Regions from separate parts of the Mus musculus genome. Here regions 1 and 2 are each linked to region 3. The links are chromatin loops, found by intact Hi-C in ENCODE. Cell type or tissue: gastrocnemius. All regions are shown on one strand.

Region 1 (8,000 bases), 59 kb after region 3:
AGTATTCTTTGTCTCTAATTTTATTCTTGCATGTCTAATGATGGTTTTGTTTGTTCTGTATATGGCTATTAGGTCTTTGGCCTGTTGTTAGATTTCTTTTGTTTTTAATTTATTTATTTTTATTTATATGAGTAAACCGTAGCTGTCTTCTGACACACCAGAAGAGGGCATCAGATCTCATTACAGATGGTTGTGAGCCATCCTGTGGTTGCTGGGAATTGAACTCAGGACCTCTGGAAGAGCAGTCAATGCTCTTAACCGCTGAGCCATCTCTCCAGCCCATTTTGTTGGGTTTCTTCACCCAGTTTGCTCTACTCCACTCTGAGGACATGCCTCATGCACCACCCTTCCTAGTCCTATGCCCTTTCTCCCATCTCATCCCTGCCCTCTTCTCTTTTATACTTCTTAATTATAACCTTCTGTAGCTTTAACAGAAGCTAACATCTGTGGAGTATAACAGTCTCAACTTTCCCCTCTTAGCTATTAGGTTTTTTCCCCCTCTCTTTCCAAAGTCAATTTAAGGCTTAATCTTTACCCACTCTGCCTTCTCAAAGTCCACCTGAATGCTTATGTCATCCTACGCATGCTTGCCTCTCCGGGTTCATTTAACTCCTGTCCTTTATCTTTACCCACCCTACTTCCCTCCCCCCTCCTAATCTTATTAATTGGAGTCTAGTACATTCCATGCTATCCGTGGTTGTTTGTTCTCCATGCTATTGAAGTCAAAGTGCCACTGTTACTAATTGGCTAGTATAATAATTGCTTAATGATTCTAGCGAACAGTTGTTGCCCTCCTAGGGAATATATAAAGCTTCTTTTGCCCAGCATCCGGAGCTTCTGGACTGAGTAATTGTTTTCAGAACTACACACTCAACACTAGTACCTCCAAGTCCCCCTTGAACACTGCAAATACTTCAACTGAAAGAATAGAGCTGATTTTTAAAAAGAAAAAAAAGGTAAGTAAACAAATAACGCCAGATACCTCGATCACCAATACAGGACATAGACATAGCCCTCCAAAGGCCAGCCCCTTGCTGAGATTTGGAGCGTTGCTGTGGAGTGTAATGCTAAATTCTATACTTACCAGCGATTTCTCACATTTACAAGCTTGTGTTGTGCAAACACGTTCCTTGATTTAAAACTACTGGTTAAATAAAATTGGCTACAACCAATTACTGGAGGGATTAGAGGTGGGTGGGTTTGGAGTGACCTGGTCAGAGGAGGAGAAACCAGGAGGAGAAGGAGAGGGGAGGAGAAGAGGAGGGGAGGAGAAGGGGACGGGAGAGGGAGGGGAGAGGGAGAGGAGAGAAGCTGCCATGGGGGAAGATGACATGGTCACAAGAAACAGCATGTATCTGGGGCTCACCACTGGGGAAGTAGCCTGGCCAGCAGTTAGAAGAGTAGATTAGCCGGGCAGTGATGGCGCATGCCTTTAATCCCAGCACTTGGGAGGGAGAGGCAGGTGGATTTCTGAGATGGAGGCCAGCCTGGTCTACAGAGTGAGTTCCAGGACAGCCAGGGCTACACAGAGAAAAACCCTGTCTCGAAAAAAAAAAAAAACAACAAAAAAAACAAAAAACAGAAAAAAAGAAGAATAGATTAGAGATTACCCCCTGCCCCCCAAGTAATTGTCAAAGCCGAGTAAAATAACCATAGGCCGAGTCTCATTCATTTGTAAGCTAGTCAGGGATAAGCTTGGAGTTTGTTGTACTTCATAAAACAACGTATATAGTGATAGTGAGTTAGATGACACTCCAGACATAGGAAATCATTATAATTATATTCAAGAACACAAACAAATGCTTAAATGAAATAAGAAAGGAGATGGATGCTATTGGGAGGTAGAGACAGGCAGATTTTTGAGTTTCAGGTCAGCCTGGTCTACAAAGTGAGTTCCAGGATAGCCAGGGCTACACAGAGAAACCCTGTCTCAAAAAAAAAAAAAGAAAAGAAAGAAAGAAAGAAAAAGAAATAGGAGACCGGTCGGTGGTGGTGCACACCTTTAATCCCAGCACTTGGGAGGCAGAGGCAGAAGGATTTCTGAGTTTGAAGCCAGCCTGGTCTACAAAGTGAGTTCCTGGACAGCCAGGGCTATACAGAGAAACCCTGTCTCGAAAAACCAACAACAAAACAAACAAACAAACAAAAAACTAGTACCAGATGACTCTTAGATTACCAAATGATGGGATGTCTTTTGACACATGGAAAAGTTCTGAGTCACTGGTCTGGGAAGAGGGGAGGAGGGCAGTGGTGGACCACAGACAGCTGATGGCATCACAGTCAGACCTTGGATGGCCATGAGAAAGAGGTGTGGCTCAACCCAGAGTTTAAGCACCATGAGGACAAAGTGGGTCAGAAAAGATGAGAACTCCAGGTATGATGGCGAATGCCCAAAACCCTAGCACTTGGGCACTGGAGGCAGAAACATCAAGAACTTTAAAGTGTAAGGTCATTATCCTAGCTACACATAAACTTTGGATTCTATGTCAACAACAGCAACAAAATCAAACACTTGAGAGGCAGCTCTCTGGGTGAGAAAGGCATTTGACACTGAGCCTGATGACCTAATTCAATTCCTGGGACCTGTAGTGTGTGTGTGTGTGTGTGTGTGTGTGTGTGTGTGTGTGTGTGTGGAGTGTGTGTGTGGAGGGTGTGGAGAGGGGACAGAATCAACACCCACAAGTTGTCCTTCAACCCCCATACATCCACTGTAGCATCCTTCAAATATAAATAAATACATAAATAAATAAGTTAACATTTTTAACAAGAAAAATATCAAAACCAAACTTCAAGACCTAAAACAACACAAGAAACTACAGGTCAAGTAAGCGCTCCTATTCTCAAAATCAGCAATGACCCAGAATACAAAGCTTCCTTTTTCTTAGTGCCAAGGATTAAACTCAAGCTCTGTGCATGCTGGGAAAGCTCTCTATAGTGTCAACGCCAGCCTCTCCCTCCCTCCTTCTGTCCCTTCTTTTCTTTTTTGACAAAGAGGCTGGCTAGTAGCTCAGGCTGGCCTCACTCTCATAAGGCTCAGTTCTCAGACTCTAGAGTGCTGGGGTTATAGCCATGCACCCCCAGGCTGGGCAATGTGGAACTTTCTGGATGCTGAGATGATGCCACTGTAGAGTTCCTGTCAGGCAGAAATCAAAATGCAGGTGTATAACAGGGTTAGGTCACTGTGAAAGGCCACCTAGCCCCTTTACATGGATGCACACTATTTAGTTCAAGTACAAAATCATAAATATTTTGTATTACCTTCAGCTTATATATGTAAAGTCTATACTAAATGAAATTTCTACACAGAACTGGGTCCCAGCTGATTATATGTATCATATATACATATATATATATATATATACACACACACACAAATATACATATATATATAATTTCAATTACATCTATCCAACATATACTTAAAATTTAATATACATTGAAATAAAAGTATGTTGGGGTTGTAAATTCTGAAATAAGAACCTTTCCACTGGGCAATGGTGGCAAACGCCTTTATTCCCAGCACTTAGGAGACAGAGGCAGGCAGATTTTTGAGTTTGAGGCCAGCCTGGTCTACAGAGTGAGTTCCAGGATAGTCAGGGCTACACAGAGAAACTGTCTTGAAAAAAGAAAAAAGAAAAAAACTTTCCAAATGTTCAGGGGTTTGAAGAGATGGCTCAGTGGTTAGGAACACTGGCTTCTCTGGGGGGCTGGGGGTGGTGATTCCCATCACCCACACGGCAGCTCACAACCACAAACATCTATAACTCCAGGACCAGGGAAGACAATGCCTTCTTCTAGCTTCTGCTAGCACCAGGCAGGCAAGTGGTATATAGACATATATGCAGACAAAACACCCATTAAAAAAATACAGAATATTCAACTGGCACACATACAAATGGTCTCAGACAGAGTAAGAGCAGAACTTGGTATTGAATATTAACAATTTTCTCTACAGTTGATTCAAATGTGTGCTGAGGGAGCACAGGGCAGGGCAGGAGTGGGAACTCATGACCACATGCATGCTCACCACACACTTCACCACTGATCTATACACCCAGGCCCCAAACCAATCATCAACATCAGTAGTCACTGATCTCCAAGCCCAGCAGGAATCAGAGCTATGATGAAGCATTCTTAGACTCTCCTGCCTTTCTCCGGACAGTCCCCTGGAGTGAGGGACAGCTGATCTCCTGACAAAGTGGACCAGGGTAGAGCTGCTCTGCTGCAGCCCCACTCGCAGCTGTGGCACAGTGCCAGGCCCACACACTTTTATTGACTGTGTGACATGTTAGGGGTATGTGGAGGACTGTGAATACTTTGCTGTGCTTCTAACAATGCAAAGGCGATACAGTCCCGTGGTCTAAGATCACTCACCGAAAAGGCTTGTAAAGGAGCTGTGACTTCAGCCAGAGGAAGGAGGAGGGACAGAAAGAATCCTAGCAGAGAGAACTCCAAGCAAAGCAATGTATGGTGGTGGTGGTGTGTGTGCGCGCACACACACACATATAAATAAATGCTGTTTCTAGTGAACCAGATCTGTCCTGGGCTACTGAGGAGTTACCTGCCGTCAAGACATGTCCAAATATGACCTCGGACACCTCTTCTGGAGCCACCTTGGCCCTCTGCAGGACTTCTTTGATGACAGTTGTCCCCATTTCGTGGACAGGCACGGTGGACAGGGCACCATTGAAGGAGCCTACAATGGAATGGGGAAGAGGGAAGGAATCTGAACCAAGAGCACACTGAGGACCACCGAGGGGGAGGGTGGGGACTTTAAATCAGTGCTTTGCCAAGCCCAGGGCTGCCCAAATTCAGACCACTAGTATCTGCCACCACAGGGTGACAGATGAACCATCAGGCATGCAAGCAGGCAGTTGGCAGGGTTCTCTGTGCACCTGTAGGGTAGCAGGTGGGAAGCCTCCGCAACACTGACCTATGGCGGTACGGGCCGCCGAGACGATGACCACTGGGTCGGATCTTGTGTTCATCCTGTTGCTCTCCCCTGGCGTCTGCACAGCCCTGGCTGCAGCTGAAGCAAACTTTGCTAAATTCTGGCTGAGTTGGAGATGGAGCCTCAACGGCTCCGCCCCGCCCCGCCCCGCCCCGCCCTCCCCGCCCCGCCCCTGCTCAGCAGCTCCCCTGATCCCCACTCCTCCTCAGCTCAGGGATGGTGAAGAACAGGGTGTGCAAGGTCTAGGGGTCTTAGAGTGTGACATAGATAGAGACCTGGGGGTTCCGGGTGTTAGAGTGAGAGCGATCAGCGTTGGGGGAAGTCTCAAGCTGTGGACTTTGAACGCTTGCAACACAATCCCGGAATCTTTCTCTGTATCCCTTTTCTGTCTGTTTTTGTGTATTTTCGAAACAATGAGGGTGACTAAAAGTCTACCTCTGATGATTCAGCCGGGACTGGAATGCCCTGGCTATAATTCCCGAACACGCCAGAAGGAACAGGATACAGTGTCGGTCAATTCGCAGGAACTTTGAGATTTCTCCAAGTGTGCCTGGGCGCTGTAAACCCTAGTTCACTTGGTTGCTAAAAGTCGTGTTCTTGGCTAGAGGAGAACCCCAGGGGCCGAGGATGGAAGGTGATCTGAAGATCTTATTCATTAAAGGTCCCTTAGGGCCACAGATCACGGCTGTTTAAAACACCTGCAGCCAAAGTCAGAATTTGTCTGGACTTTCTAATTACCTCTACCTTGCTAGAAATCGGTCCTCCCACAAGCGGTCCAAATAATCCACAGAATGTGTGCAAGCAGAAGTTATTTCTGCAGAGGCCACGCAACTACTCTAAATCCTACAGGCTGGGGTGAGGCTGGGCTTTCAGACAGGAAGGGCCAGTGTGCTTCACTTCAGAGCTTGGCCACACACACAAACACACGCACCCATGCACGCACACAAGCGCATACATATATATGTGCATAAATACATGTATATATATTTTTCCAAAGGAAAAAATCTTACTAGATTTATTTTATGTATATCAGTGTTTTGAGTTTTTGTTTGCCTGCATACATGTATGTGCACCGTTTATGTTCCTAGTTCCCCAGGTAGGTCAGAAAAAGGCATTGGATTCCCTGGAATGGAGTTAGGATGATTCTGAGTCACTATGTGGGGGCTGGGAACTAACTCAGGTCCCAACAATTTAACTCTCTCTCTCTCTCTCTCTCTCTCTCTCTCTCTCTCTCTCTCAGACGTGATTTTATAATGTAGCCCTTAGCTGACCTATGCCACGATGTAGGTCAGGTTGGCCTGGAATTTAGGGATCTACCTGCTTTTACTCCCTGAATGCTGGGGTGAAAGCTGGGTGCCCCCATACCTGGCTTTAGCACCTGGCTTTAGCCTTACACTGTTATTACATAGTTGCCTAACTCAAGGCAAACTACAAGTGTAACTTTTGAAAGCAGATGTAACCTTGGGCACACACTATTATCTGAGAAAAAAAATGCTGAGCAGGAAGGTATTTCTGCCAGAACATGTCTTATCTAATTAAAGATGGAACACCCTTGGTCTCATTTAATCTTGTAATGTTCCATGTACATCTTCCTTTTGCAGACTCCCTCTGGCTATTCTCCCCACCCCCTGCCCCCTCCCTCACAGGCTGGCTGCCGGACGGACTCCCAGTGTTCTGAAAGGATAGCCATTCTGGTTTGCTTCTGCAGTTTCATGCGGTTTCCATTCCATTTCCCCCTTACACTCTGGCCACTCTTCAGCCCCCTTTGTGGGCTTACTCTGTCCCTTACCCAACTTTGCAGCAGCTCTAGGGAAACATCGGGTCCACCCCATCCCTTCAGTAACCACCGGTCTCGCTGACAACTCTGGAATCCTTGTATTTAACTTAGTTGTCTATGAGCAGACTGGTCCTCTCTATTTAAACTCCCTAGGATTGGAGTTCAATTCGCAGCACCCAGCACTGGCTTACCACCACCAGGAGCAGCCATTGCCCCTGGCTCCCTCCGGTTATTCACATGGAGCCCACCCCACCATTTAACTAGAAATGGGGCTAGCGAGATGGCTCAGTGGCTGAGGACTAGTAGTTCTTGCAGGGGACTTGGGTTCAGTCCTAGCACCCACATGGTGGCTCACAATCCATTCCAGGGATCTGATGCCCTCCGGTTCTCAAATGTGCATATACAAACGTGGGAACACAAACACACAAAAATAAATCTTGGCTTATTCCTGGTAAATTTCTTTTTGTACAACTCCATTGCATCTTCCTGAGGCAGAGGCAGAACATGTTCCTGAAGTGTAGCCCTGGGCGTGCAGGACTGGCAAGACTACTTCCCATCAGACTGTAGGTGCTATGCAGCGACACATCCGGCTATGGAGGTTAGTGCATACCATGCTGGCTGTAGTCCTGTTTGTTAGGGATGCACCACCCTGACTACAGCTGCTGGGACATCCCTTGGGTAGGTACTTTCTATCCATGATACTCTTAGGGGATGGCTGTTGTGCACTTGGCCCATCACCTGACCAGTCATGCAGGTGTGACACCTGGCTTAAATAGCTGACTTTTGCAAGCTATCTCTACTATAGTTTGCTTATGATTTCCATAGTACATGCATACCTCCCAGCAGGTTCATCTGAGTAACATATTGTTTATTAGAAACGATCACAAATGAACATATTGTAAACTGTGGCTTTTCTGTTGAAGCTGGCTGCCCTCACCACATCCTCTGCTCTGGCTTTGTTTCTGTTGTTATGATCAAACTCACTGACAAGAAGCAATGTAAGGGAGGAAAGAGTTTATTTGACTGTCAGTTCCAGTTCCAGTCATCATTTTGGGGAAGTCAAGGTAGATATCTGAAGCAGGTAACATCCCATCCCGTCAAGCAGAGAAATAAGTACGTGGATGCTGCTTGCTGCCCACCTTTCAACAATCCAGAGGCACACTTGTTGGCACTGCCAGTCTTCTGACTAGAACAGCTGGAATACCTACCCCACCTCAGCCTGGAAGAGGTCACTGAATCCGACTTTCACTACAGGATTGGTCTTGATTTGAT
Region 2 (8,000 bases), 120 kb after region 3:
CAGTGTTTGAATTTCATGCTCTGGCTCTGTGCCTACAGAGGGCTCTGTCCTAGATACCTAAGAATCACTCAGTTTCACTAAGTGATTTGTAGTTATAACATTGTTGCTATGGTTTTGAAGTTACATATATTGTAGTACAAACATTTTAATGTTACTTTCTTCAAAGATTTCTAGTGTAAAAGATAATGAGATACAAATTCAAATACCAAAGAAGTTCAGAGACACTATTTTAAATTTAAAGATTAACTTGGGGCTGGAGAGATGGCTCAGTGATTAAGAGTACTTGTTGCTCTTTCAGAGGACCTGGATTCAATTTCCAGCACCCACATCATGGCTCACAATTGTAACTCTAGTTCCAGAAGACCTGATGACCATTTCTGGTCTTGGTAGGCATATTGTGGTACAGACACATATATTTGAACACATTGTACTAGTCAGGGTTCTCTAGAGTCACAGAACTTATGGGTAGTCTCTATATAGTAAGGGAATTTGTTGATGACTTACAGTCTGTAGTCCAACTCCCAACAATGGTCAGCAGCAGCTGTGAATGGAAGTCCAAGGATCTAGCAGTTGTTCAGTCCCACAATGCAAGCAGGTGAAGGAGAGAGAGCAAATCTTCCTTCTTCCAACGTCTTTTTGTAGGCCTCCAGCAGAAGGTGTGGCCCAGATTAAAGGTGTGTGCCACCTTGCCTTTAACCACAGCTGACCTTGAACTCAGAGATCTCCCTGTCTTAATTTCCTGGAATTCATATCCACCATGCCTCTAGATCTCCATGCCAAGATCCAGGTCAGAAACTTGTATCTCCCAGCCCCCAGATTGGAGTGGTGAGCCTTCCAATTCTGGATTGTAGGTCAATTTGACTACATCTGGGATTAAGTAAAACTCAAATAACTGTGAGGGATTGTTTCTTAATTGAATTGTTAGAAGTAGGGAGACCTACTGCTAATCAGGATTTGAGGTAGAAAGATAAACCTTTGATCCAGATCTTTTGAAGTGGAAAGGTCCAACTTTATTTATTTTGGGGTTGTGGTTCGAGACAGGGTTTCTCTGTGTAGCCCTGGCTGTCCTGGAACTCACTCTGTAGACCAGGCTGGCCTTGAACTCAGAAATCTGCCTGCCTCTGCCTCCCAAGTGCTGGGATTAAAGGCATGCACCACCACTGCCCAGCCCTTTCAGTGTTTTTGATTCACCATTTTCCTTGAGAGAGGAAACTCTAAAGGCTTCCATTTAGCCTTTCCAAATATAACAGCCCTTATTCCACAGGTCGGGGAACTAATGTAGTGTGATGGTTTGTATTTACTTGGAGTAGGGGGTGGCACTTTTAGAAGGTGTGACCCTGTTGGAGTAGGTGCATCACTGTGGGTGTGGGCTTTAAGACCCTCATCTGGCCCGGTAGTGGTGGCACACACCTTTAATCCCCAGCACTTGGGAGGCAGAGGCAGAAGCAGGTGGATTTCTGAGTTTGAGGCTAGCTGTTCTACAGAGTAAGTTCCAGGACAATCAGGGCTACACAGAGAAACTGTGTCTGTCTCAAAAAACAAAACAAAACAAAACAAAGACCAAACCAAACCAAACCAAACCAAACCCTCATCCTAGCTGCCCAGAAGCCAGTGTTCTGCTATGCTAGCAGCCTTCAGATGAAGATGTAGAATTCTCAGCTCTTCCTGCACCATGCCTGCCTGGTTGTTGCCATGTTCCTGCCTTGATGAAAATGGACTGAACCTCTGAACCTGTAAGTCAGCCCCAATTAAATGATGTCCTTATAAGAGTTGCCTTGGGTTGCAGACCCCTTCAGCTCCTTGGGTACTTTCTCTAGCTCCTCCCCTGGGGGCCCCGTGTACCATTGTATGGATGACTGTGAGCATCCACTTCTGTATTTGCTAGGCACTGGCATAGCCTCATATGAGACAGCTGTAACAGGGTCCCTTCAGCAAAATCTTGCTGGCATAAGCAATAGTGCTGGGTTGGTGGTTGATTATGAGATGGATCCCCGGTGGAGTAGTCTCTAGGTGGAACAACAATATGAACTAACCAGTACCCCCAGAGCTTGTGTCTCTAGCTGCATATGTAGCAGAAGATGGCCTAGTCGGCCATCATTGGGAAGAGAGGCCCCTAGGACTTGCAAACTTTATATGCCCCAGTACAGGGGAACGGCAGGGCCAAGAAGTGGGAGTGGGTGGGTAGGGGAGCAGGGCAGGGGGAGGGTATAGGGAACTTTTGGGATAGTATTTTGAATGTAAATAAAGAAAATATCTAATAAAAAAAAGAGTTGCCTTGGTCATGGTGTCTGTTCACAACAGTAAAACCCTAACTAAGACATGTAGAATGCTGCCAATCTCTAAGTATATCTATCTCTGGGGAAGGGCTGGGGAAAAGCTAACCATAATTCAAGGCCCTTCCTCAGGGGAATATAACTGTACCTTCATTCTGGGTGTTCTGGGTCTGCAAACTGGCTCAAGTCTGGAAATTGGTTCATTGGTCAAGATTTCCTTTTGCCTCAATCCAATGGAGCCTTCGTTTGAGAATTTTCCTAGGTATACAAATCAAAACAGAAACACAGTAGGCTTCTTATCTATTTCATGATTGGAAATACCATGATTGATTAGCCAGCACCAAAGGTCTATATGAGTCATGCCACAATAAACTTCACTTTGTCTGTGATGGCCTATATGGGTCAGGCTATTATGTTCTGCCTATGCTGCCAGGTATGATAGCCAAAGGCTATTGACGAGCTTTTCCTTAACTAATCAATGAGTGTGGGGGTGATTTCTCTCTGATAAGGCATATTCTTTCTGTAACATTTCTACTCTACCTGCTCTATCCTGCCAAACAGCAGAGAAAAATCAGCAAGTTGCCCAACAACAGCAGTGAGCTGAGATGTGGTTATCTATTGAGACACCAGGACAGGACTACTCCATAGCCCAAGCACATGGAATTGTGGTCATCTGGCATACCTTTTTCAACAGAAACTATGCTGAAAGCTCTGTATAGTACTGTTTTCTGGGAAGAAGCACCACCTGGTGGCCACACGGATGCAAACTATCGGTCCTTGTAGTAATAGATGTGAGAGCCGTGATTGTTGTGTATTTTCTAATGGAGTTGGGGGACATTGCATGTCATTAACAGGGGAGCTTTTAGAAGGGCCTGCTGGTTTCAAATATGGGATGAACCTTCTTTTCAACCTTCCTTGATTTGGTTCTGGTTTCTTGGGTTCCTTGCAGGGGTGGGAAGAATTGGTCAGGTACCAGTCAAAGGAAATGGCAGGAGGCTGAGTCTTCAGTGAAGCTAAGAAGCAAATGTAATCTAGGCCTAAGGTCAGAAGAAAAGAGGAGTAGCAAGCCTCGGGTTAAAAAAATTAATGAGGAATTGAATGTAAGAAATACAATGAGAAGGTCAGGTGACGAAAGGCACACATGGAGAAGGTGTGTAGAGGCAGTCGGAGCAACATTTCTAAACAGACTGTATAAAGGCAGGTTTGACAGCTGTGCATAGAAGGTGCCCCTTTGTAAGCTCTTCACTCTGGAAGCCAAGGAAGGAGGATCCATATGTGTATGTGTATGAGGCTTGGTTGGGAGATGGCTCAGTGGGTAAAGTGGCTGCTGGAAGTGTAAGGATCCAAGTTCGGATCCCCAGTATCCACATAAAAGCCGGGGATGGTAGTGCCTGGCTGTAACTCTGTTGCTGTTGGGGTAGTGGTAGAGACAGATGGGGACCTAGGAAATTGATGAACTCTAGCCTCATTGGGAGAATGATTTTTTTTAAAGATTTATTTATTATTTATATTATAGCTGTCTTCAGACACACAATAGAGGGTGTCAGATGTCATTACAGATGGTTGTAAGCCACCATGTGGTTGCTGGGATTTGAACTCAGGATCTTCATAAGAACAGTCAGTGCTTTTAACCCCTGAGCCATCTCTCCAGCCCCTCGGAGAGTGATTTAGGAAGATATCAGACATTGATCTCTGGCCTTCCATGAGCACAGCACCTACATACACATAAGCATCCATCCATAAGACCATGTACATACATCACTTACACACAAAAAGGGGGTGAGCCCAGGATTTGGGTGTGAGATGCATTTCCCATGCCTGTCAGAGAGCAGAACAGAGGAGCGATCAGCATCCCTGCTGTGTGTCTTATCCACCTACATAACTATGTTGCAACCAGTTAGTGACTCTGCTGGCTCCTTTAAACTATCCATACTAGATGATAGGATCCCAGGCCACGGGAGAATGGGGACCGAGCTGCTAGAGGTGGTGGTGCATGTCTGTACTCCAAGAACCCTGGAGGCAGAGGAAGGAGGTTTCCTCGGGTTATAAATATTGCAAATGGGAAGACAGGACATCAGCCTAAGCTGGCCAGCTTCAGATTAAGCAGAAGGGAGACAGATGGAGAAGGAGCCCTGTCAATGAAGAGCAGCAAGCCTTTACTGAGTTGTGGTGAAGTTTAGTTGTCCACGAGTCATACACAGCTTCAAAAGACGATGTTCTTCCTGAGTGCAAGCCCTGGCCTTGAGGTTTCAGGGTGACGGCAGAGGCTTAACTGCGGGATTTTCTTGACATTATCATCTTGCATAACTGCCGTAGCCTCATGGTTTGGTTTGAACCATATAATAAGGCACAAGAGTTACTCATGATTCAGAGAAAGACCAGGTGGGGCAAAAGAGACACAAAGCTGTCCCAGAGCATAGCAGGCCAAGTTCACACTGTGCCATGGTCTGCAGCAAAGCATTTCTCAAGTGACTGGAAAGTCTCGAGTTGAGTCCGACTCTAAAGCTAAGACAGACGAGGGGCAGACACAACATGAAGACAGAGGTGCCCAAGCTGTGACTCCATTTAACTCATGCCTTTATGTGTGATACATTCTTCTAGCTGGGCTGCCCTGTCTGGCCCTGGTGGGAGAAGAAGCGCCTAGCCTCGCAGAGACTTAAAGTGCCAGGGTGGGTGGGTGGAGGGGGAGATATCCAGTGGGGGATACCCAGAGGATCCCCACCCCTCAGAGGAGAATGGAATGGGGATGGGGGAAGCATTGTGGGAGGGGTGACCAGGAGGGGCAGTGAGTGGGATGTAAAGTGAATGAGTAAAAAGAAAGTAATAATAATGATGATGAGTTACTGAAGGGAGAGGCTTCTTTAGGACTGTTGTCATGCTGGTTTCTTGTAATAGCTCCTCCTTTTCTCATTTGTGCAGCCATCTTGAGCCCCACTAGTTTTGGCATCAAGTCCTGTAACATTGTGGCCTTTTGTGGCATTGAGAGTATGCTTTCAAAGCCCCTAGCATCTCAGCCTCCATCTTGTCCCTCGGCCATCATCTTTTTGGGACAGGGTTTCTCTGTATTCTCTGTATAGCCCTGGCTGTCCTGGAACTCACTTTGTAGACCAGGCTGGACTCGAACTCAGAAATCCGCCTGCCTCTGCCTCCCAAGTGCTGGGATTAAAGGCGAGCCCCACCATGCCAGGCAGGCCATCATCTTTTAGTTAACACTCTTGTTTCTTCTACTATCTTGCTTTGGTTGACTCCGGACATTTTACTATAGGGGACTTTAGGCTATAATAGGGACGTAGGTTAAGGCAGGAATTGTAATCTTAGGGTGGAACTAAAGAAGTAGGCTTCAGGCAAGATTTTGGGCTTGGACAAGGAAGTGGGCTGAGGTATTTCAGTCGTTCTGACTAGCCCTTGGAAACAACAGTCACGGGAGTAATCACGGGACTTTGCCTACTGCCTTGTTAGTTCCTTATTGTACTGCTTGCCCTTGATATTTGCATGTAGTTAAGATGGCCTAAAAGCGGATTGGGAAAATTAAATTTACCTTCAGTTTCAGAATTGCCTGGGGTCATGGTAAACAAAACAAAACAGCTAAGTAAGAGTTTTTGGAGCCCCTCAAGCAAGGGTTCCTTTTGTTACACAATTGTCTTATGAGAATGCTAAATTAGCCTGCCACCGTGGCCATTCAGCAAAGCAAAGACAGACAGATATCCCTCTTTGTGCAGAAATTGGACCCTCATTCAATCAGGTTCTGGCTATGGCTGCTGCTGCCTTGCAGAGGACTACAGTTCAAGCAATGCTTTCACAGCCTGAGGAAATAAGGAATGTTTTAAGTATGGGGCATAAATCACTTTAGGAAAGACTGTCCAAAAAAATTAAAGAAATAGACAGACAGTAGAATCTGACCTCACAGGAGGGGTAATCTTTAAGCCTGGCCTCAGGTAGTATGCCCAGAGTAAGAAATATTTACATTTGAGTTAATGCAAAGCTCAGAGCAGCCTCAGGGAAGTTTGTATGGCACCGCCTTTGTCTTGCAAACCCTACCTAGGAAGTTTCAGGCCAGAACAGCATTTTTAACAGTTCTATCCAGGTGTTGTTCAAAATAAAGTACAAATTTAAGATTTATGGAAGGTTAGAAACCCTGACTAAGACAAATTGGCACCCGAAGTGGGGTAGTCCTGTGACAGCCTGACCATGTTTTGGGGAGGACTGTGGAAGGACTTTGGAACTTTGGTCCAGAAGATCCATTTGCTGTTAAGAACTCTGTCGAATGTTGTGTAGGAGCTTAGAAGACAATGTTGAGAACAGTGCAGAAGATGGAGGCCTGGCTTGTGAAATTTCAGAGGGAAGATTAAAGACTCTTTTCAGGGCCATTGCTAGTTTGATTGTGACGATTCGGTGGTTCTGGTTAGCTGGGGCTGAAGAATCAGCTGTGATTAACTAGATACCAGAACCACTAGAGTGAAACCTTTGCACTGCTGGGACTATTGATGCTGGTTAGCTGGAGCTAAGAAATTAGCGGTGATTAAGAAGAGACCAGCATTATTGATTTGACATCTTCTGGGAAGTGTTTTTTTTTTTTTTTTTTTGAGAGCACAGAGGCTGTGTTCCAGAGATAGCCAACGTTGTGCCTTGTGCTGTGGCTGGACTTGGTACTGTGTTAGAATCACCCAGGTGGTACTGGTTTTGAAGGCATGAAGGGGTCACGCAGGGCAGCTGAGGCTCAGCACCGTGAGAGGCCATGGAAGGCCCTTGGTGAGGTGCAGCCTCAGTTGCAATTGACTGAAGGGGTCATGCAGTGTTTTGGAGATGCCAGTACCATGAGATGACCACCAAGAGCAGCAGCAGTGGAGTACAGGCATCTGGAGCCTAGAGGAAAAGCTGTGTGCTATAATGGACAGGGCTGGAGAAGTGACCCAAGCCCTTGGAGGAGCCCAGAAGATCGTGAGTTGGATCCTAAACATTGGACAGTTGGAGATTAATTTTTGCTTTTGATTGTGACTGTGCCCTGATATTTTTCCCTCTTGAAGGAAGAAAGTATTTTAGTGGAGCCCACAGTTCAGAGACTTTGAATTTTAAAAGACTTTGGATATTTTAAAGAGATCGAAAATTTAAGAATATGTAAAGATTGGGGGACATTCAAAGTTATTTAGATTTAGAAAGGTTTCACTATTTGGGGCCTCAGTTGTATCCTAAACAAACTGTGGCACAGAAAATTCAAGACAGAAAAGACGATTTACTTACTTCAAATTGTTTTCAAAAACTGTTAGGCGATATTAATTGGCTAAGACCTCGTCATAAGCTTACTACAGGATAACATAAACCTTTTTTTTTTATATTCTTAAGGGGGATGCAAATCCTAATTCCCCTCCACAATTAACTGATGAGGGACGAATAGCTTTGCAGAAAGTAGAGGAAGCTGTTAGTCAACAGATACATTATATAGACTGATCAGTTGTTGGCTGTTTGCGTGCGTTATTGCTACAACTCATGCACCCACAGCAGTCCTTTGGCGAAAGGGACCATTAATGTGGATTCATCTTTCTTTGTCTCCAAATAAAGTTTTTACACCTTATGAGGCTGTTGCTGTGTTAATACAAAATTATAAGATAGAATCACAGAAATATCTTGTGAAAGAACTTGATAAAATATTTATTCCTTATTCCAAACAACAGTTAAATTGGTTATTGCAAAATACTGATTTTTGGCTATTACATGTACAATTTTTTTAGA
Region 3 (8,000 bases):
GAGCCAGGCCAACATGGGGAAAAGAGAAAGGAGGGGAAAGCCCCACTGAGAGTTTTTCTCATCCTTCAGTGGGCTGCAAATGTAATCAATCACTCTTTTTGGCTACGTTATTGGGTTCTTTTACCCACCACCTTCTCCACCTCCATTCCTTCAAACCCCACAGCACTGGGTAGGCAAGAAAGAAGGTTAGAGGGGAAAGGAGGTGTTGGCCTCATTAGGCTACTTCCTGCTGATTAGGGACCCCGAGTTCCTACAGGCAAGTTTGATCTCCATTGTCAGGATATCCAGTTTCTTCCTCTCATCAACTTTGCTCACAACCACTTGACAAACCACAACCAGCAGCAGGAGGAGAGCAGCAGCCTCCTCCTTTCTTGGGGCTGTGTCCCCAGCCACAGTTTAAATCATTTCAATGTATTGCCATGTATCACTTTAAAACTCCTAATTCTGTCACCTCGTTCTGGTAAGAACTCCTAGACATAAGAAACACAGAGAGCTTTCCCAGAGAGCCGTGACCAAAGAGGAACTGTTGTAGGCTGAGGCTGGGAGTCAGCCCTAGTGTTAGTAGAGGGGATGTGGACATTTCAGTAGCGTCTGCTGAGTGGAGAGCTGACAAAGGGGGAATGAGCCAGGGCATGAAGATGAGGAGAGAGGGCGGGGGACTCTGGCGTCCCTGTCCCTCAGCATGGGAGAGAAGCCTCCCCATGATACAAAACCGTTCTGAGGTGCAGAACAGATGGCGCCGGTCACCACCTTCTGTTTCTGATCACAGGAGGCCACAGAGAAAGCCATCTTCCTGGAATGGAGCCATTGGCAATGACCTTGTATCCTCTGGAATCCACACAACCCACCAGAAACAAAACCCCAAATGAAACCACCTGGTCTTCAGAGCATACGGATGACCACACTTACTTCTTAGTCTCCCTGGTCATTTGTTCCCTGGGACTGGCTGGGAATGGCCTTTTGATATGGTTCCTAATCTTCTGTATCAAGAGGAAGCCATTCACCATCTACATCCTCCATCTCGCCATTGCAGACTTCATGGTCCTCCTCTGTTCGTCCATCATGAAGCTAGTGAACACTTTTCACATCTACAATATGACCTTAGAGAGCTACGCCATCCTCTTCATGATCTTTGGCTACAACACAGGGCTCCACCTCCTCACGGCCATCAGCGTAGAGCGGTGCCTCTCCGTGCTTTATCCAATCTGGTACCAGTGCCAACGCCCAAAACACCAGTCCGCTGTGGCCTGTATGCTGCTGTGGGCCCTCTCTGTTCTCGTGTCTGGTTTGGAAAACTTCTTCTGCATTCTGGAAGTGAAGCCCCAATTCCCAGAATGCCGATACGTGTACATATTCTCCTGTATCTTGACTTTCCTGGTCTTCGTTCCTCTCATGATCTTCTCTAATTTGATCCTCTTCATCCAAGTCTGCTGTAACCTGAAGCCACGTCAACCGACCAAGCTCTATGTGATCATCATGACCACGGTCATCCTGTTTCTTGTCTTCGCCATGCCCATGAAGGTGTTGCTTATCATCGGCTACTATTCTAGTTCTCTTGATGATTCTGTATGGGACTCCCTCCCCTACCTGAACATGCTGTCCACTATAAACTGCAGCATCAACCCAATTGTCTACTTTGTGGTAGGCAGCCTGAGGAGGAAGAGGAGTAGGAAGTCCCTAAAAGAAGCACTGCAGAAAGTCTTCGAGGAAAAGCCAGTGGTGGCCTCGAGGGAGAATGTGACACAGTTCTCGCTGCCTTCATGACCTTTAGCTAGGACATCCCCAAGGAAGGATGCCTGATGTTATCCTCTGTGGATACACTATTATGAAAGCCCTTCTCTATGTTCCCACCTGGTGGCTCACTATGATTAAAGTCTTTCATTCCTCCTGGAAATAGATGACAATAAGGCACACTGTGCACGTGACACGCTTGGCCACTGAGAACTTGATGGGAGCTAGTGCTTTTTCCAGTGGGGATTGGATCTTGGACCTCATGTGTGCTAGGACTCTAGCTCAGAGACCTGGCCCTGGTCTGATTCTGTCTCCCCAGCACTAGGCTCTACCTGTCCCAAACACTGTCGCACTTCGTCTTCCTGTCACCCTTCCTGTCACTGTTGTTAATCTACTGTCACAGACAAGATGTTAGAAAGGTTCTAGGATATGGGTGGTGCTAAGCCAGACTGTGACCTAAGGGGTCGGCCCTTCAAATCCATCCGTCCTTGAGACCCTAATACCCAGGGTAGTCTTTGAGAGGTACTATAAACTGTGTATATGGTTGTTGTCACTACTTCTCAAGTTCCTCTCCATTGGCCTCCTCTAGCCTGTGCTCTGGATGCATCAGAGGGAAACATGTTAGTCCATACAAGGGACATCCAAGCTACCTTACAAAGCATCTTCGCTACCACACCTTGAGAACTCATCACGGGACCAGTTGAGAGGGGGATGGGACATCCCACGAGTCCTTTAAAGATATCATCCTGTAAGAATTAGAGGGGGCCTCCACAAGGCTGAGAGAAGCTTGGCTTGGGCATGAACATTTTCACTTTCTCTGGTTTTCTTCTATCCTTTTTTTTTTTTTTTTTTTTTTTTTGAGACAAGGTCTTACTATCTATTTCAGCCTGGCCTCCAACTCTCAATGTTACTGCCTCAGGCTCCTGAGAGCTGGTTTTGCAGTTCCAGCATCCCTAGCTTCTTATCTTTCGCTCCTCCCCACTCCTTCTCCCTTTTGCTTAAATATGAGCTGCTTGCATGCCTAGGAACAATTCACAATGCATTTTTCTCACAAAATGTGGACAAAGCAGACCCGTGTTCTCCCTCAGCTGTCTCGGCATACAGCTAATACCACATCATTTCTTCATTCCTCGGCTCTTTGCTGAGCAGCTCATTGGAAATGCTGCTTCTGAGACTTCTGAAATGGAGTGTGTTCTTTTTTTATTGCAAAGAAAATATTCCTCGGCAGTCCCAAGGCGCTGTGGATGGACCGTGCTATTTTAAGGTTGGGCCCAACTTCTTCCCAGCACTGTTAACAGATTTTGCTCATCCAGTCATTTTCTTACTGGGAGAATAAGTCCAGAATGCGACTGGATTTCATAAAATAAGTCCTTAAATGTAAACCCAACAAGATGAGAGATCATACTGAATGCTCTAGCACTCGGTGGCTTTGGGTCTCCCCCATCTATGATGAGAAGTTCCATCTATAAAGAATCATGAATTAGAAAATGGTTTTTAAATAAACATGACAGCGGGGTAATACCCCTTAACATATGGAATGCTCGACTAAACTGAGAATAAAAATGGTGGATACCAATAGATAAGTGGGTAGAAGGTTAAATGGTGGGTGGTTTATAATCCCACTGTAAACAGGCAAAAATGACCCATAGAAACAAGTGTTTGAACTTAGTGGCCTCAGTCATCACCAAAAATGGAGCCCATGGAAGCATCCATTAATATCCATCATGAAAACGCGGGAGGATTCCTGTGAGTTTGATGCCATTCTGGGCAACCTGATGAGATCCTGTCTCAAAATAAATAATAAAATAAAATATCTGAATGTCGTTTTAGCTGATACACATGGCAAAGCTGAAAATAAATTGCTGTATGTATATATATGTGCGGTGCTGGAGGAACAAACCATCTGCTAAGCAAGCACTCAGTCCTGATCCATGATCCTAGCCCGAGTGTGACATTGGTGAGAGGGGTCTCTTCAGACATCATAGAGCCTCTATCTTTGTGGCGCCCAGCTCACTCCATCCTGAAATGGGTCTGGTTTGTTGAGTTTCGATCCGGGAAGGGAAGCGGACCTTTCCTTTGACCCTGCTGCTGAGTTAGGAGGATGTCTTGTCATTAACTCTCACTGGGAATACAACCTCACGTCCTCATCAAACATGAAAGTGTGAGAAAGTTCTTGCAATCACCAGCAGGCTGAGACCTGACGCTGGCGGGATGCTAGGCGGCTTCAGAGGCTTCGGAGCCAGAAGTCAGAAAACATCGTTCCTTCCTTGACGGACACTTTGCTTCAAAAACGTGCGCTTCTTGGATGGGGTGTATTTGCTTGGCTCTGAGAAACGCTGTCAGGGACTGTCACAGTGACCTTCCCCTTGAAAGGAATGTAACTGCGAAATCCTGTGAGACCACGAGAGTGACACCGATAGCCTCGCATTTTTCTCTTTTTTTGTTTTTAATGTCAAAAAGCCAAGAAACAAATTACGACCCGCCTCCCTCTAAAGCAATGCCAGAGAGCAGCTCGCTGGGTTGAGCATTTCCTTACACTCAGCCCGGGTCGAAGTCAGTTACCTATTTCAACCTCCAGGGGTCGCTCGTTCTGCGTTAGAGAACTACTTCAGAGCCAGGAGTTTTAAGTAATTTCAAGCAAACAGAAGCCTTCATAAGCTTCCCTGAGAACTGAAGGAGGCTCTTTGAAAGAGGGGGTAAATCGTGCAGGATCTGGAGGCTTCATGGACTCTGATCTTCATTCCGTGTTAATTCAGGGCAATGAAACTTTCCTATTCTGTATCACTGGGGATCGGAGAAACACCAAATGTCTGCCTCAAATATATGTTTCTCTCTGTATTAGTGCACTTTATAGCTGCAGCCCTGCTGGCTCAGTGGGTAAAGGTGCTAAGTCTGATGACCTGAGTTGGATTCCACATGGTGGGAACAGAGAACCAACCTTTGCAAGTTGTCCTCTAACCTCCACACGTGTGCTGTGGAATGTGTGCACACTCCCCACGCACAAATAAATACGTATTTAAAAATTAAACAGCAGAATTCAATCATCAAATGTCTTTGATCCTATATAAAAGGAGATATTAGAACACTGTTATCATTTAGTCCGTTATAAACACTATTAGAATACTGTTATTGTGTATTCACTTATAAACAATGTAAATTCACTTATAAAAAGTTGTGAAGGGGCTGGTGAGATGGCTCAGCGGGTAAGAGCACTGACTGCTCTTCCAAAGTTTCTGAGTTCAAATCCCAGCAATCACATGGTGGCTCACAACCACCCATAATGAGATCTGACACCCTCTTTTGGTGTGTCTGAAGACAACTATAGTGTACTTACGTACAATAATAAATCTTTGGGCCAGAGAGAGTGGAGTTGGCCAGAGGGAGCTGGGACGACTGGGGCAAGCAGGGGTCCTAAAAATTCAATTCCCAACAACCACATGAAGGCTCACAACCATCTGTACAGCCACAGTGTACTCACATACATAAAGTAAATAAATTTAATAAAAATATATTTAAAAGTTGTGAAGATTTATTTATTATGTATATAATGTTCTGCCCACATGTATGCCTACTTGCCAGAAGAGGGCACCAGATCACATAGATGATTATGAGACACCATGGGAATTGAACTCAGGACCTCTGGAAGAACAGCCAGTGTTCTTAATTTCTGAACCATTTCTCCGGCCCATAAACACTCATTGAGCATGCACTGTCTGTGGCTTTGTCCAAGATGCTAGGAAAAGTGCCCAGTAAACCTGTGTGCTTTTCTGGGTCCCCTCAGCCTCTAGGCCAGTGGTTCCCAAACTTCCTAACGCTACAACCCTTTAATACAGTTCCTCATGTTGTGGTAACCCTCCCTCCCCAACCATAAAATTATGTTCATTGCAACTTCCTAACTGCAATTATGCTACTGTTAATTAATCATAATGTAAAATATGATATTTCCAGTGGTCTTAAGGAGACCCATGTGAAAGGGTCCCATGTGAACGGGTCATGAGAACCACTGCTCTAAGCTGCTCAATCCCTGAGGCCAAGGCCTGTGTTCCATCTCTCATCAACTCTAGAAAGTTTCAGACGTCCAAGAAGTACATTTCTTCTAGAGGACCTGAGTCAGGTGCCTATAACACCAGCTCCAGAGGGATTCAATGCGTTTGTCCTCTCTTCATGGGCATGTGAGCTCACATGCTCATACCCCATGCAGACAGACAGACAGACAGACAGACAGACAGACACACACACACACACACACACACACACACACACACATACACACACACACACACACACGCGCCACATATAATTAAAACAATAAAAATTAGATCTGTAAAACAAATAGCCTAAACATCGTGATGGTGCACACCTTTAGCCCCACAGAGGCAGAGGCAGACAGATCTCTATGAGTTTGAGGCCAGCTTGTTTTACAGAGTGAGTTCTAGGACAGTCAGCATTACACGGAGAAACCCTGTCTAGGAAAACCATAAAAACAAATAAACAGGGCTGGAAAAATGGCTCAGAGGTTAAGAGCACTGACTGCTTTTCCGAAGGTCCTGAGTTCAAATTCCAGCAACCACATGGTGGCTCACAACCATCTGTAAAGAGATCGGAAATTGGACGCCCTCTTCTGGTGTGTCTGAAGACAACTACAGTGTACTTAGATATAATAATAAATAAATCTTAAAAAAAAAAAAAAAAACAACCAACCAATGCCATTCTGAAGCATTGGACATTGGTATCCTTAGCCTTTGCTGCAGCTGACTGGCCTTACTTAGTTAAGGAGGAAACACAGGGGCTCTTCCACAGTCCAGCTGTCAAAGCTCTTGCTTGTTCCACCCTTGCCCACTTGATAAAAAGATAAAATCAAAGTGAGCCAGCACTGCTCCTGGGTGCTTTCCCTGCCTCCAGGCAGTAGAAAAGAGAGTTGACCTTAGCAGGCGTGCGTCCACAGGAGTCTTCTTGCCCTTGCCCAAAGTCAACATACTTGGACTATTCTGGAATTGGGGGGCTGCCTTTCCAGGCTAAGTTCCAAAAATTATTGGAGCTCGGGCACACAAGGGAGGTACCAGGGGCAGGGTGAGTTCCTGACTGTGGGAGTGGCGGTGTCAGGGACCTGCTCCTCACATGCTGGACGCTCGCTCCCCAGGTAAGTCTGGAGCACACCTGGACATGGACACTTCCTCAAGCAATTGTCCGTACAACAAGGAAGAGACAGCTGACAGCCCCTGCTTGCTAGGAAGATCAAAATTGAGTGGTTATTTAAAATAACACTTTAGTTTTTACCTTTTTATTTATTATGATTATGATTATTAAGGCAGGGTTTCACTATTTAGCCCTAGCTGGCTTCAAAACTCACTTTGAGAACCAGGCCACCCTAGGGCTGGGACTAATAGTTCTTAGCTTTCCTGAGACAAGAAACTCAGGTTGGTCTTGAACTCGGCAAGTAGTGGAAGATGGCCTTTAATTCCCGATCTTCCTGTCTCCTTCTCTAAAATAACTTTTTTAAAAACTATTTCAAGTGAGAGGGAGTGTAGCTCAGTGGGTAGACTAATTAGCATGAGTGAGGAGCATAACAGGTGACTATAGTCCCAGAAGGTAGAACCAGGGCCTGGAGAGATGGCCCAGTGGTTAGGAACACTAGCTAGTCTTTCAGAGAGCCAGGTTTGGCTCTCCAGCACACACATGGCAGCTCACAACCCCCTGAAATCCCAGTCCCAGGGAATCCCACACCCTCTTTCTGGCCTCTGTTGGCAGTGCACACACACACAGTACAGATGTGTGCAGACAAAACACCCACCATACATGCAAAATAAGTCATGCTTTTTAAAGGGTGGAAACAGAAAGAAAAAGGAGGCTAAGGTCACCCTTGGCCAGTGGATTTGAGGCTCCTTGAGATCTTGGCCAGAGGCATTACTGGGTGGGGATGCTCAGAACCAAGGTGGCCATTGGAGAGATAGCTTCTACCTGCACTCAAATGAGGGCTGAAGGGAGTAATGGGACTCACCTGCAGAGACATCAGACTCTTCACACTTGCTCCATTTTGTAAGCAACATTTGCAGTGAATCTGGAGGGAGCGGCCAGGAGATGGAGAACTTTTTACCTGCCCTTCTATGGGTAGCAGAGCGTCTGACCTGCTAACCTGACTAAATGGAATACAACAGGAAAACAAAAAACCCCAGGGGTCCGGGAGAGGTTGGGGAGGTGAATCAGGATCCTGTGGCCTCACAGGAGGGAGTGGTGGCCCTCTGGATTGGTAAGGAACAGAAGTGATGAAG

The links. Hi-C counts contacts between places; a loop is a spot of excess contacts. Peaks named below come from ENCODE experiments on the same cell type or tissue, not always from the same donor. Only the 100,000 strongest peaks of a DNase experiment are listed, where the experiment ranks them.
Region 1: it touches region 3 in a loop (2.4-fold over the local background); 2 of 42 quality-filtered maps call a loop at or near these places.
Region 2: it touches region 3 in a loop (10-fold over the local background); 19 of 42 quality-filtered maps call a loop at or near these places.

Annotation. Positions count from the first base shown.
Region 1 is chr17:12,935,313-12,943,312 of GRCm38, forward strand. Acat3 (acetyl-Coenzyme A acetyltransferase 3) reads right to left here and starts at 5,084. Exons shown (of 9, transcript NM_153151.3): 1 at 4,934-5,084; 2 at 4,562-4,696. The coding sequence starts at 4,988. Acat2 (acetyl-Coenzyme A acetyltransferase 2) reads right to left here. Exons shown (of 9, transcript NM_009338.3): 9 at 7,730-8,000. It also overlaps the pseudogene Gm20591. In gastrocnemius, no CTCF peak of the experiment used is centred here; a DNase peak (open chromatin) is centred at 4,892; H3K4me3 peaks cover 937 bases; H3K27ac peaks cover 497 bases.
Region 2 is chr17:12,993,559-13,001,558 of GRCm38, forward strand. No RefSeq gene overlaps it. Among named protein-coding and RNA genes, the nearest start is that of Wtap, 5.3 kb to the left of the region's middle. In gastrocnemius, a CTCF peak has its summit at 3,020 (motif pointing left); a DNase peak (open chromatin) is centred at 3,014; H3K27ac peaks cover 187 bases.
Region 3 is chr17:12,876,077-12,884,076 of GRCm38, forward strand. It overlaps Mrgprh (MAS-related GPR, member H), which reads left to right. Exons shown (of 1, transcript NM_030726.1): 1 at 1-1,766. The coding sequence starts at 799. The coding sequence ends at 1,764. Among named protein-coding and RNA genes, the nearest start is that of Mrgprh, 4.0 kb to the left of the region's middle. In gastrocnemius, a CTCF peak has its summit at 4,302 (motif pointing right); DNase peaks (open chromatin) are centred at 759 and 4,297; H3K4me3 peaks cover 678 bases; H3K27ac peaks cover 2,579 bases.